Linked DNA regions of Homo sapiens: region 2 is linked to region 1. A link is an interaction called in ENCODE POLR2A ChIA-PET data of the cell type or tissue named here. Cell type or tissue: PC-3. All regions are shown on one strand.

Region 1 (2,500 bases):
TATATGTGCAGAGAAGCACAAATAATTTTCGTAAATGTAGATACCTAGGATAAAAGGCAGTGTTGACCGATCGAAAAGTCTTTCTCTAAGAATTCAAACATAATTGCTGGTTGGTTCAAATCAGGAGGAAAAGTAAGGACGGAAAACACATATTGTCAGGAGTGGGATTCGAACCCACGCCTCCAGGGGAGACTGCGACCTGAACGCAGCGCCTTAGACCGCTCGGCCATCCTGACACATGTTTTACCATGCTTCCTAATTTCTCCTAATTTTATCATATACTGATGGTGCACGCTATCAGGTCACATTAATGTGTCTATTTACTGTTTCAAATAAAATTGTAACTCTCTCTAGACCTTGTCGCAAAGCGGGAAAAATGAAACAGGCTCCGACAGCTCTTTCCTCTTTCCTCACTACCCAAACTAATCCTTAAGGCTCCATTTTCCCTGGCGACTCTTCGAGCGCCCCTCTGCTTCTGTAGAGGGGTCGAGCCATGTCAAGGTAGACCCTGTGTCGGCCCGTCTCCCTCGGATCCTCCGCACCAATCACTGTTGCTGAATCCGACACCCGGCGGATCCAGTGCGGAGTCTCGAACAGCTGCGGAGCTGGGAGCTACGGGACATGAAGAGAGCGGGGTGGAAGAGAAGACGGCGGAGGAAAATCCCCCGGCGATGCTCAACTGCGGCTTTCTCTCTCGGCTGTGAGCCGGCTCCGCCCTCCAGCTTCCAGAGCCGGTGGCTTCTGCGTTCACCGCCCCGCGCCGTTTGCGGGGCGGGGCTGATTCATAAGAATCGGTTCTCACCAATGGAGGGCTTAGCTTGTTTAACCTCAGGATCATAAACAAAAGACACTGCTAGAACGGTCGGGAAAGTCATACGCTTTGCTTATCTTATATATAGATATCTAAAACTCCAAACCGGGTACGCGTTGGTGGTATAGTGGTGAGCATAGCTGCCTTCCAAGCAGTTGACCCGGGTTCGATTCCCGGCCAACGCAAGGGTTTTTGTCTTTCCTTCTACGAAAAACCTTTCTCAGTCAGAACCTATAACGCGCTGTGTATCCGTTTTACGCCTCAACGAAGTATCCGTTTTACGCTTCAACGAAACTGCAGCAATACCTCACTTTCCGTACTCGCTTCCTGTCTTTCCCCTGGCCTCTTTCTAAACCCAGGCGTTTTTTGAAGGGATTAAATTCTGATGGTTCTTTCCTCCCTTCCTTCCTTTGTAAACTTCCAACTCTTGAGGAATCTTTGGGATCATTTCAATCCTGGGATGAGTCTTAGCTTCAGAAAGGGGCTCTTGTGTCTTCACTTGCGAGGTTCATTCGCTAGCCACGCACTATTGAGCACGTGAACTTGGCTAGTTTCTCTAAGAAACTGCATTTTCAAATTTAGTCTTAGTAAATAAATCAATTGAAATAAAATTAATAAGTGAAAATTTTAAAATGGATACTTAATAACTCAACCATTGGAGAAGGTTTCAGTGCATTTGAAACAACGTGGCTATTGAATCTACTTTTTCAATTGTAAATTTTATGAAATCTAAATACGGATTTTTTTCCGAAGAAAATTTCCTTTCCGAGTTGAAATGTGCCGTCTTTAAGTGTAAAATACATAGCGATTTTTGAAGACTAGCTAAGAAAAAAAAAAACAGCCAATTAATATTTTTATATTGATTACTTGTAATATTTTGCATACGTTGGGTTAAAGAATAGGATTTGTTATTAAAATTATCACCTCTTTCTTTTTACTTTTTAATGTGACTATTAAAAATGACATGTGGGACTCGAATTATGTTTCTACCGTAGTGTGCCGGTCTAGAGAGTAGAAATATAACTTTGCCAACAGTCAGCGACTTTCCCTGAAAGCATGCTGGTAGCTTAGGAATATCTTTTTCTAAAAGACAATTTCCAAAAAAAAACGCAATATTCCCGGTTGTACTCGTTAGTATAGTGGTGCGTATCCCCGTCTGTCACGCGGGAGAGCGGGGTTCGCTCTCCCGACGGGGAGATTACAGTTGCTTTTTATTTTTTCTCCTCGTCTCTTCAGTCAAGAAAAAACAATTTACAAGAGCTTAAAAACCAAATTAAAATAATTAACAAAAAGAAACACAAACTCCAGTCCCAGTTAGCTACAATCCCTTTTTAATAAATTCCAGTCTTCATTTTAAACCTAGTTAGCTCCTAACACCTATTTTTCTTATATGCCTGTGTTAATGTTTAGGCCTTGTATACTCAATGCTGTAACCCAAATTGTTTCCTCTCGCCTAAAGGCTATCAAGCTCCAAAGGGCAATGCAATAAAACCACGCATAAATACGCCTTTCTTCCAAAAACCCTTCAACCTGCGCCCCCGCCCGCCCCGCAAAAACCTTAGCTGCTGTTCCCCACACAACACCCCTTTCCAGCAAAAAATTGCCAAAAAATTCAACACCCAATCTCCCTAACAGCAGTTAGGAGTGGAGACCCTAAGGGGGAACTGAAAGGAGTTAGTTAGCTTGGTA
Region 2 (2,500 bases), 63 kb after region 1:
CAGGGAGGGAGCAGCGGTGGGAGGATGGCCGGGGCTCAAATCGCTTGGTTAGCTCTGAGTCTAACTCCTGGGCCTAAAGATGACCTCTCTGGAGATGAGAAGAGAAACACCAGTCCCAGATACAGAGGAGAGGGCTGTGTCCGAATTTCTGGTACCAGGAATCTGATGATATTTCCAGAGCAAGAAATCAGAGATACTTTGGTCTTTCTGTGGAGCTTTGGCAGAGCTGGCAGAGGATGGGGTTAGGGGCTGTAAGACTGAGGCCAATCGGACGTGGGAGGCAGGAGTCTAAGGGGAAAGGAGGAGGAGGCCTGGAAACCCCTCAATTTGCTGAGGAATCTGCCTCTGTGGAGGGATGGGGTGGAGTGGCCAGGCTCAGCTGTCTGTGGAACACTAAGAGGAGGTTTGGGCTTGAGAAAATTCTGGGGGGCTAGGGGCACTAGTGGGCTCTACTCTGTGGGCAAAGCTCGGTTCCAATGCCCATGCACTCAAGGTTGACTGAATTTTGGCCTGGTTCTGCCCCCATCACACAGTGGAGCCCTGAGCAAGTCAGTCTCCCTGATGGGGTTCAGTCTCCTCACTGAGGAAATGAGTGGGTGGCCAGGGTGACCTCTCAGGCCTTCTAGGTCTGACATTCAGGTGGGAGTGTGTAAAGGAACTTCCAGGAGGATGCCAGGTAACTTCCAGACTGTAGTTAAAGTCAGAGCATAAAGGAAACCAGAGCTTTCTCCGGGGGTTTCCATGACAGTAGGAACAGGCAGGAAAAAGGCTGTCAAAGACCCCACCTCAGATGGCTGGAGTATGATTCAGAGCAGAGCCAACAGATTTAAGAGCTTGAGCAAAATATCACTTGTTCAGCTGTGCTTGCAGCAAGGTTGCACGTCCGCTGGCCAGGCCCAGTGGTGATAGGGGCCTGTGTTCACACCAGGGCCAAAACAGATCTGGAAAATACAAAGTCCAAGCAACTGGATTATCCATCTTGTTGTGTGGTTCTGTCTGCACTGGCATAAGCACATTTCATGAGGCATTTTTGCAGCCAGGCATTGGGGCTGCATAAATGGTTTCTTAAAAATCCTTTCCCAAAAGGCAAAGCTGGTTTGCTGGAATTGTTGGGGAATGTATTAGAATGGGAATTCAGAATGTGGTTTGCTGCAGAATTTACAGCATGGCAATAAAGGCTCTCTGTGTTCAGGGGGTGAGAGAAGAGACTAGATGCATTGTGTCAGATGTCTCCCGACTTCCTGAGAAATGCCACTTTGCAAATACTGGGGCTGCTTTTCACACTGGCCAAGTCAGTTTATGACAAAAACATGAGGCAATTAGGTGTGTTTTGGACACTAACCAGAGAAAGTCCTTCCTTCCCTCCCTTCCTCCCTCCCTCCTTCCCTCCCTCTCTCCCTTCCTGCCTTCCTTCCTTCCCCCTTCCCTCCCTCCCTTTCTCCCTCCCTAAGCTCCCTCCCTGCCTCTCTTTTTCTCTCTCATGTTACTTTCTCTTTCTGTCTTCCTTTTTAATGCCATGGAGTACTATATTCTTCAAAGTTCCAACAAAGATGCACTACATTTGGACAATGTGGAAATGGCCCTCAGCCTTCTCTTCCTGATGTGGTCAGCAAAAATCTGGACTTTACTTCACTCTGATGCTGAACACCCTGCTCCACATCTTCCCCAGTATCTCAGATCCCCAAGCTGTCTGGTTTGCTTCTAGGAAAGCTCAGCAATTCCCTGAAAAGAGTGTGGCCCAAGTGACTGCTTCCCTCCACCAGTGTGGCCCGTGGGGAAGGCTGTGGCTGGGTGACCCCAAGGGTGGGTACATGAGGCCATATTTACTTAGCCCTTGGCCTTACAGGACTGTGTCAAGGGGTCAGTAGTCCTTGCTTTGAGTCTGGTTATGGTTTTGCAGCCTCAGCATCAGCGTGGGCAGGCCCTTTTCAACAGCAGTGCCCTGGCTAATCCTTTTCTTTTTCCCCACAGCCAATTCCACTGATCCTGTGAAGGCTGCCCAATTTGAGATGAGTAATCCCAGCCATCTCCTTTTCTTCCTGCCTTGTCCCTTCTCTCCTGTTTCCTCTCTTTTTGCCTTTGTTAATGCAAAATTAAAATGGAGACTGGGCCTGAAAACTCCTGAGCAAACAAAGCCACCCGGGCCTTAGAAATAGCCTTATCATTGCTTAAACTGCAAACATAAGTGAAACTCAAGTTGGATTGTAACTAAAAATAGGTAATACTTAACTTGGATCATTTCTGGTAAATATTTATGTTAGACAGAAATAAGATTTAACCCTAGCCAATCGTAAGCAGCCAACTAACATAATTATGTGACTAAGAACACTTCAATAAGGTACCTCACCCAAAAGACAATTATGTAACTGCAAACCTATCAAATTTCTTTATTTTACTTCCACATTTTCCCAATTAATACCTGTCTCTGACTTTCTGTCATTAAAACATTAGACCTCTTTTGGTTTGGTGTCACCCAATTCATGAATTGCTTCTTACTCAA

The links. ChIA-PET counts read pairs that join two places held together with the same protein. Peaks named below come from ENCODE experiments on the same cell type or tissue, not always from the same donor. Only the 100,000 strongest peaks of a DNase experiment are listed, where the experiment ranks them.
Region 2: POLR2A ChIA-PET joins it to region 1 with 11 read pairs; 1 of 35 experiments calls an interaction of 5 or more read pairs at or near these places.

Annotation. Positions count from the first base shown.
Region 1 is chr1:161,530,189-161,532,688 of GRCh38, forward strand. TRL-CAG1-6 (tRNA-Leu (anticodon CAG) 1-6) reads right to left here and starts at 236; the gene lies at 154-236. It overlaps TRG-TCC2-6 (tRNA-Gly (anticodon TCC) 2-6), which reads left to right and starts at 925; the gene lies at 925-996. RefSeq lists a silencer at 890-949. In PC-3, no CTCF peak of the experiment used is centred here; DNase peaks (open chromatin) are centred at 173 and 983; H3K4me3 peaks cover 2,039 bases; H3K27ac peaks cover 1,189 bases.
Region 2 is chr1:161,593,582-161,596,081 of GRCh38, forward strand. It overlaps the pseudogene FCGR2C. Among named protein-coding and RNA genes, the nearest start is that of TRL-CAA6-1, 17 kb to the right of the region's middle. In PC-3, no CTCF peak of the experiment used is centred here; no DNase peak of the experiment used is centred here; H3K27ac peaks cover 1,396 bases.